Linked DNA regions of Homo sapiens: regions 2 and 3 are each linked to region 1. A link is a contact called in ENCODE Hi-C or POLR2A ChIA-PET data. All regions are on one chromosome and are shown on one strand. Each heading gives the region's core, a stretch centred on a gene start or an enhancer-like site at or near the end of the contact. The rest is flanking DNA. Distances are from core to core; before and after follow the strand shown.

What was found. A loop is a pair of places that touch in the nucleus more often than their neighbours do. ChIA-PET counts read pairs that join two places held with the same protein, here RNA polymerase II (POLR2A). Pooled maps may share reads with other maps.
Region 2: a loop to region 1 is called in a pooled map, with 2.2 times the contacts of the local background. The contact joins two enhancer-like sites. A Hi-C loop is called at or near these places in 4 of 37 single-sample maps with no recorded cell type and 4 of 50 pooled maps.
Region 3: a loop to region 1 is called in a pooled map, with 2.4 times the contacts of the local background. The contact joins two enhancer-like sites. A Hi-C loop is called at or near these places in 1 of 37 single-sample maps with no recorded cell type and 4 of 50 pooled maps. POLR2A ChIA-PET finds 5 or more read pairs at or near these places in 1 of 52 experiments (activated T-cell).

The regions. Positions count from the first base shown.
Region 1 is chr6:163,553,541-163,556,240 of GRCh38, forward strand. The region is part of intron 4 of QKI (QKI, KH domain containing RNA binding); the gene reads left to right. Among named protein-coding and RNA genes, the nearest start is that of QKI, 140 kb to the left of the region's middle. Within about 2 kb of position 1,329, at least 5 of the 41 ENCODE cell types and tissues checked have a DNase peak (open chromatin) inside an H3K27ac peak, as active enhancers do.
Region 2 is chr6:163,707,354-163,710,158 of GRCh38, forward strand. No RefSeq gene overlaps it. Among named protein-coding and RNA genes, the nearest start is that of QKI, 290 kb to the left of the region's middle. RefSeq lists an enhancer at 981-1,100. Within about 2 kb of position 1,378, at least 7 of the 41 ENCODE cell types and tissues checked have a DNase peak (open chromatin) inside an H3K27ac peak, as active enhancers do.
Region 3 is chr6:163,340,562-163,343,261 of GRCh38, forward strand. It overlaps DKFZp451B082 (a long non-coding RNA gene), which reads right to left. Exons shown (of 4, transcript NR_033862.1): 3 at 194-2,700. Among named protein-coding and RNA genes, the nearest start is that of DKFZp451B082, 5.1 kb to the right of the region's middle. RefSeq lists enhancers at 892-1,392, 2,656-2,700. Within about 2 kb of position 1,435, at least 2 of the 41 ENCODE cell types and tissues checked have a DNase peak (open chromatin) inside an H3K27ac peak, as active enhancers do.

The DNA.
Region 1 (2,700 bases), core at 79-2,578:
TTTTTTTAATCTATAAATTGATGTGGCTCTACTAATGCTAGTATGTAGCCGGAGTTGTGAATCATATAAATCCTTCAGAAGTTTATCATGCCTGTTAAGATTACTATTACTATTAATAAAATCACAGATTGTATCGTATTTAGCATTAGAAGAAGTAAGTACTTATTATTGAGACTTGGCTTTTGTTTTTCTGAGATTGTTACTTTTCAGTGGATCTGTTTATACCTTGTTGAAGAGAGGCAGAACATATTGTCCTAAGGTACAAATCTTTGTTAGTTTTATATAGTTTTAATGGAGGAGGAGCATCATATTTGTGTGTGTTTGAGTGTTTTAAGCTTTTCTGGTTAAATAAAGTGCCTGACACTTTCCCTCTACCTTGCTTTATGTGTGGAAAGTTGTTGATTGGTTACACAGGTATTGAGAACTGAAAAAGGAGAAAGACAGGCTGTAATACAGATTTAGAGACTGCAAAAAAAGCATCTTTTACCCCAGGGCTGGAATAAAAGAGAAGAAAGCCTGTGTAATGATGAAACCAAGACCCTGGCTTGGTGTCTCTCAGCTACTTCAAGAACCTCAGGAGCTCAGAGGGGAGAACCCTAGCTGGCTGCTTCTGGTGTGCATGGAGGGAAGGGGCTGCACGATGAGACTGGTTCTAGAGGTGCTGGGAAAGAAGCATGGAGCCAGGAGACAGCTGCCTCTGGCAAGTGCATAGCTGAAAGGAGCGCACATGGGAAAGAGAACATCTCTTTCCCTCATCCAGCTCTTCAGGGTCGGCTGCTTTACACCCACACTATGCCTCAGTTCTGAGAACCTCACAGAAAACCGGCTGGCAAAGAAGTAGTAGTTGTAGAGCCCTACACTTAAGCATTGGAAAGCATATGGCAGTTCAGTTTGGAACTTAGTAACTGCCACATCATCTTGGAGAAAAACTCAAGAAATATGAAAGCATATTTTTCTACCAGCTGTATAGGATAAGTTGGAATAAGTTGATCAACCAGATGAATATTCAGCTGTGTACCTGACATCTCCACTTAGGTGTTTAAGATAAGTATTTCAGATGTAACCTTTCAAGAGAGAACTTCTGATTCCATATTCCTCAATTTTTATCTCATTACATGGAGCCACCGTCTACTTTATTGCTTAAATCAAGAACCTAAACAACATTGTTCAATTTCTCCTTTTCCCTTACCCTCTGTGTCCAACTGATCATCATGCCTTGTCAGGTTAACATAACTCTTTTCATCTCTGTTACAACCTCTACCCCAGTCCAGTTCATCCTCTCTGTTGCCTGGACAATGTTAAAGCTCATGACCTATCTCAGTAATCACGCTGGCGCCCCCAGCAGTCCATCCACAAAATAGCACAGTGAGGCTTTAAAGACAAATCCTTTTTTGTCACTTCCCTCTCATAAACCCCTTTGTTTAAGTCAATCAAATTATCTGTCATCTTCTGTCTGCCAAAGCTGTCGGAGCAGATCAAGGTGGTAATTGGCATCAAAATTCTTCATAAAATGTGGTCACTCATCATTTTTTCTTTTCTCTGATATTTGTTATTCTTCAATTAAATTAGTCATGTATTTTTTTGTTTGGAAAACCTTTTCTACCCATTATTTCAAATTTATAGAAAACTAATTCATTTTTTAAAATATGTTGAGCACATTCATTTTTGCAAGGCTTTGGGGGTTACAAGGAACATGGGTTTATTGGTTATTGGTTAGTTTATGGATACAATTCATGATAAATTTCTTTAAAAATCAAAAAATAGAAAAACTGAGATAGCACATGGCTATATATGATTGATCACCCCAAAAATAAGCAGCATGAATTTATAAAAGCAAGACCAGTATGCGTGAGAGTTCTTAGAAAAGCCTGCACTCAGGAGAATCGCTTGAACCAGGGAGTTGGAGGTTGCAGTGAGCCAAGATCACGCCACAGCACTGAAGCCTAGCGACAGAGCGAAACTCCAGCTCAAAAAAAAAAAAAAAAAAAAAGCCTGCACTCTGAGAGAAAACGATGATCTGTGTTATTGAGGAACACATAGGATGCTTCCAATAGGAGCCTAACTTGGAGAGGAAAGTACCAGGTCTACTCGGGGATTGTGGACAGATGATTTTGACTAATGCAAAACATTTGCAAGCAAGGTTGCTCATGTAAACTGTTCAATGCCCTGAATGCTGGAGAATTTGGGCCTTTGTGATAGGCAGTGGTTCGAATTATTTTTTTAGTTGACATAGTTTTAATGATTTGGAAATACACATTTGTTTCAGCTCTCTGGTGATTACTTTGTTGTAGTTTTTTTTTAAAAGTATATAGATCTAAAAATACTAAATAAACATGATTTTCTTACTTTCTAACATGTGGTCTGATGAATTCAAAAGATACTTCCACTTAAAGGCATCATAAGACTGGAGAAGGTATAATGTAATGGTTAAACATGAGGACTTTGAATCAGGTATTCTGGGTTGGAAGCCAGGTTTGCAATGTGAACTTTTGTGGCTTTGGATAAGCTGCCTACCCTGCCTGAGCCTCAGGGATAATGCACTGCCAATACCACACATTTGTTAGGAAGCGTAAATGATTGGATAATGAAGATCTAGTGTCTAAGTCTAGAAAAGTTGAACAATGTATAAATTACATTAAACGTGACCTGTTTGTATCCTTTTAACATAGCTGTTAAACATAGTTGATGATGGCTGGGCAC
Region 2 (2,805 bases), core at 128-2,627, 150 kb after region 1:
TCTCCCATAACTCTAGAATTAGGGTACATTAGAAGCTATCCGTAAACTCCAGTGAGGACATGTGATAAATTTAAGCTGGAGCATTTAAAACGAGCTGGGAGAGTAGAGAGAGAAGTAAAAGCAGCCATTTGTGATGTGGGTGGCAGTTTTTAGAAAGTGTCTGTGGAGGGCTAGTGGCTTGGCATGAGGAAAGAGAGGCGTTCCTCAGTGTTGTCCACAGAACAGACACTCCTGTGACAGATGTGATCTTCAGGCAAAGTGGTGCTCGTGCACAGGCTTACGTTAGCACACCTGCTGGTGCAGAATGGTAGGAGAAATATTTCCCCAAAGGACAGAATGCGGATGGCTGGACAGAAACCACTGGGGGAAGGTTCCTGGGAGGAATTCCAGAATGTTTTCTCTGGCAAATAGGACAGAGGAGGCAGAAAAGCAAACCGGATCTCACTCCAAGTCTTTATGGACACAGATGGAAAGGAGAGCAGGAAGAAATCACAGGTCACACGGTGGGAGACACGGTGTAGCTGAGGGTAACCTAGTCGTGTTTAGGTGTGACAAATGACTTGCACTGTTTGCCAGACAACAGTGCCCCCCCATCCCCCACGGGGGTGTAATTCCACTAGTGACACTGATTCAGTTTCCAAAAGAAGCAAAACTCTTCTGCTATAAGATTCTTGATTTGTAAGAGTTTCCCCAGCTCAGTGCTTCCCCTTAGCTTTTTCCTTTTTCATCTCTAAGAGGTTATCACTTCTCAAAAACAAGAGTGCTTTGCCACTTCTCTAGTAGCAAGGTATGAAAACATGCTCTAAAATACTTACTTCCTCCAGCTGCACTGCTGCAGGCGGCCGCCTGAGGGATGGAGATGTTCTGGGCTCAGGGTGGACGGGCCTCTAGACAGAGCTATGGACCCTTCTCCAAAGCTGTGCACGAGGGACGTAGATTGGCATAAGATGCTACACAGAAAACCTGTCGTCTAGATTATTCACGTGGTGGAAAACCTCCATTGGGGCATATTACCATAGAAGGGAAAAGGGTCTGTTCTCTCCACCACAAGCAATGGAGAATGTCCCATATCAAAGATAAGTTTGCAGCCAAGGTGGCCTTCATTGGTAACAGGTTCCATAATTGGCAATGATAGGTATTTTCCTTGCCTCGAAACACAGTCAAGAGGGGAGAGTGTGAGAAGCCAGGGACTTAGGACAGGAGGTGAGGTGATGAGTCATTTTGGTTTCTCAGAGCTGACCTCTGTTGTATTTTTATTTGGGGGTTCAGTCTCTGGCTTGAGGGCTCTTCAGAAAGGAGAGCTTACTTTTGTCACGGAAGGAGGGATGGAGACCTCACCCTTTTGCATGGCCAGCTGGAGCCCCAGGTGTCGCGTGTCCAGCTCGTGGGTGGCATGATGTCATGTTTGTTGACCACGTTGGACCTCATTCTGTCCCGAGAACTTAACTGGGCTAGGAGTTGTGAAACCAGATTTCTTGTTATTTGCTTAGACTTGCTTTTTTTTTTTTTTCCCCATATCCACAAAATGAGAATCCTGGGCTTTTAGTATAATAAGGATTGAAAAATGATTATAAAATACAAGGCAAAAAGATCCATGCTATTTAAATGTTTACTATTATTTTGAGATTCATTTTATGTGCCATACTGCTTTACAAATAGTCTGTAATATTTTAATACAGCACTTTATCTTCGTAATCAAATCTTGAGAAGGCCCCCTATAGCTAATCTTTCTCAAAATCGGCTTAATTTATTAGTGGATAACTATACTTAGGCCTCTTTCTAGAACCTTATGAAGTTTGACATGCACTATTTTTAGACATTACGGGTTCTCTTACTGAGACGCTCCAAAGGGAACAGTGGGGGCAGATGTCCTCCAGGAACCTTGGCAATAAATCCCCCTGGGTGCATGACCTGGGGTCACCAAAACTGCCTGCTACCCAGCAGCAGCAGAAGGGAGACCCAGGTTGGCAGCTGGAGTGACTGACAGTGATTTCCTTTCTGTTCAGTGATGAGCCCACCATGAAGAAAGGGCACGAATCTGCTTCCTCTCTCCCTGTCCTGGGAACGGTGCCTGCCCGTGATGGTATCCTCAGGCCCCCCTCTCTGCGCCAGCAAGATGTCCCAGGGGACGTCTGTGCATTCAGCCAGGTGACCACTAGAATAAAATGTTCTCTAGGACCACCTAAGAGGTAACCCTATATTGGAGATACTGAGGAGAGAGGCCGGGGTGGCTGATAGGGTGGGGAGGCACCATCTGTCTGAGTGCACCCTCCCCTGAGACCCTCAGGGTGTCCTGGGGAGACCAGCAGGTTGGAAGTCCTACGCTTTGAAATTTTTAATTAAACAGGAACCTTTGAAGGAAGCTTTTGATTGTTAGTAACATCCTGACTTGCTCCCCCCATGTGACAGGCTCCCCTTTGTGTGTGGCCCCTCCTGAGTCCACATCCTTCATAAGGAGCGGCTTTACCTCCCTTCCTGTAGGAGAGGAAGCCAGGGCTGTGGCCCAGGGAGGGAGGGGAGGCAGCCACTTCTCTCTTCAGTGCAGTTCATTCCAGTTTGGCTCTGACTGTGGCCAAGCAGGGAAGGGGTGCAGGATGGAAGGCAGCAGCGTGTACTTAGGCAGCTCAGTCAATGGAGCCCCCACGTCTCATCCCCTGCCAACCCTGGGCTCTTCCTGGCTGGATCTGGGCAGCCCAGGGCAGAACCTAGAGTCCAGGGCCACTGGTTCTCCTTGCCAGGTCCCAGGACCCAGTCCTGTTGAAATAACAGAGTTGATGGGAATGCTCTTTGCTGGGCACGAAGCAC
Region 3 (2,700 bases), core at 185-2,684, 210 kb before region 1:
TTTCTATACTTTTCACATTGAGTCTCTGTCCCTTCTCACAATGATGCCTACTGTTACCATATTATCATTATCCGCCACTCCTTGTTATGACCACATGCCAAGCTCTGTGCTGAATAACTTCGTTACCACAACCCTACAAGGAAGTACTGTCATCCCCATTTCACAGGAGAGAACGTAGAGGCTCCCCACTCACACATTTTGCTGGCGTCACAAGGCTAATGGCCTTGGAGCTGACTCGATGGCGCCTCCTGTCTTCTAATCCCACTCCACAACCGCCCCAGCATTGTCTGTACAGCTGCTGTCTACGCTGATGCGTTCTGTGTCCTGGGGTTTTATGACACGGTGGGTTTTCAGTCTATATGACCACATATGTTCATATTGTTTTAAGTTTTCTCTTTCTCTGCAACCATAGTTACCACTAAGTATGTATTTGTTGACTTTTCTTGATGTGGCATTTTCACGAGCCCCATTGCTTCCTATTCTTTTTTTATAGAGAGATTTTGATGTTCTTGGCGTCACTTGAAGTTGACTGTCACCTCAGACGTGGAGACCTTTTTGTCACAGGCAGAATTTTGCTCTATGGGGATTTTTTCATCCATCTATCTATCTTCATTTTTAAATTTAAGCAATATGATTTTCCACATGGGAGAAGAAAAATGAGGCCTTAAACAGTGGTGCTTTGGTCAAAAGAGTCAAAGTGAAATAAATGTGAGGGATCTAGGCCGCTGCTCCCTAGCTATGGTGCTGAGCGGCTGCTGCCAACGCCAGAGAGAAAGCCATGCCTTTGAGGCTGACGACAAAACCACGCTCTTGGGGGTCAGTCCTCCAATGTTGCCATTCATGGGAACGAGACAGCCCTGCCCCCCTGTGCTCCAGGATTTTGTCTGCTGTTTACCTCCTGTCAAATACCCTGAGACGGTGGCTGGGGTTTGTCCTGCCCATTGGAACTGTCCCATCTCATCCCAACTGGGCCACAGGCTCCATCCACTCTTGCCTCATGAACCCCATCCTGCTGTCCTGCACCCCTCTTAAACTGCCAGCCAAGCCTCTCTTTTAGATACATTCTGTAGCCCTAGGGCTGGTAACCCAACCAACCCCGAGCAATGAGAGCCGTGGCTCCCGGCTGCCATGTCTCCGAGGTGACCAAGAATACTGTCACTGTGGAATGCAGACTGTTGGATTTTCAAACTTGCTGCTGCTCCCACCGCTGCAGCTGTTGTCATTTGAGCAATTCTAATGAGGGAGGTGCTCATTTAAAAGTCGGTTCTTTCAGTCAGCCAATAGGTGAGAAAAGAAAAAAAAAAAAAGTCAGTTCCTACAATTATCCTAAGTAAGAGACCAGATTCCGAACAGCTGGTTCAAAGGAGGAGGTGACTGAGGATGCTGACACTCCTCAGGTCCCCTTTGCTCCACATGACGCTGCCTCTGGAGACATCTGGCCACTCCCTGCAGTCTTTGGGAGCCCAGCACACACAGTGCCCACGCTCTCATTTCCTGCTTTAACTTCTTGGACCACCAGCCTGAGCCTGCCTTTTATTTCAGACTTCGCTACTTTTCGGGAGCTCTCGCATCTGCTGATTTACAGGCCTTGTGCACTCTTTTCTTTTATTGCTGCTGGCATTTCCCTGGCCATCCACGTTGGTCATTTCCACCGCAAGTCTATTTATTTCCCAGTGGTGCACATATGTGTCCAGCTCCAGGCAATTTCGCTTTGTCTGCCTACCTGGTTCTGCAGTCTCTGACTTGCACAGCCAGCCCCTGCTGGGGACCTCATATGAATGTTCTTTTTTTGGCCTGCAGTTTATTCTGTGGCTGTGAAGATCTCCAGCACATCCAATATATGACAGTCATCATCTATGATATTTATCATAATGAGTGAAACTGGCTTAGGGCTTCCTAGGGCTGCCTTTACAACGTACTATAAGCCAGGGGGCTTAAAACAATAGACAATTATTCTGTCACCGTTTGGGGGCTACCAGTCTGAAGTCAAGGTGTTGATGAGCCATGCTCTCTCCAAAGCCTCTAGGGAACGGCCCCTCCTCGCCTCTTCTGGTCCCAATGTTCCTTGGCCTGTGGTAGTGTCGCTCCAGCTCCTGCCTGCTTCATCACATGGCTTTCTCCTGTGTGTCCCTGTCTTCTCTTCTTAGAAGGACATCAATCCTATTAAATTAAGGCTCATGCTAATGACGTCATCATGACTTGATTCCATTTGCAAAAACTCTATTCCCAAATAAGGTCACATTCACAGGTATCTGGGGTTAGGACGCCCTATCTTTTGTGGGGACACAGTTCAGCCCACCATACAGGCAAAGGTGGTCCTTGGCCTCCTTTCCCATCACCCCACCTGACATCTCCCTTCCCAGCTTCCTGGAACCCTTCCTTTCTCTAGCTCCTTTCCCTGCTCCCAATCCTAAATAAAATCTACCCCAGCATGAGGCAAGGGAAGAACCGGTACCAGCTCCTGCTGGGGTGCAATGAAACACTACTTATGCAGCTGCAGGCATCAGTGGAGAAGGCTGGAGGGGGAGGCAGGTGTTTGGGGGGACCTGGAGACCATTTCAGGGAGGCATTTTCTTGGTTTGCTGACGCGAAGACCGGCTTCTACCTGGAAGCCCAAAGCCCTCCAGGATCTGGGCTGGGGTTGCCCTTCCTTGCATGCTCAGCTCCGTCTCCCCTCCCGACAGTGGCTCACCCCTCCAG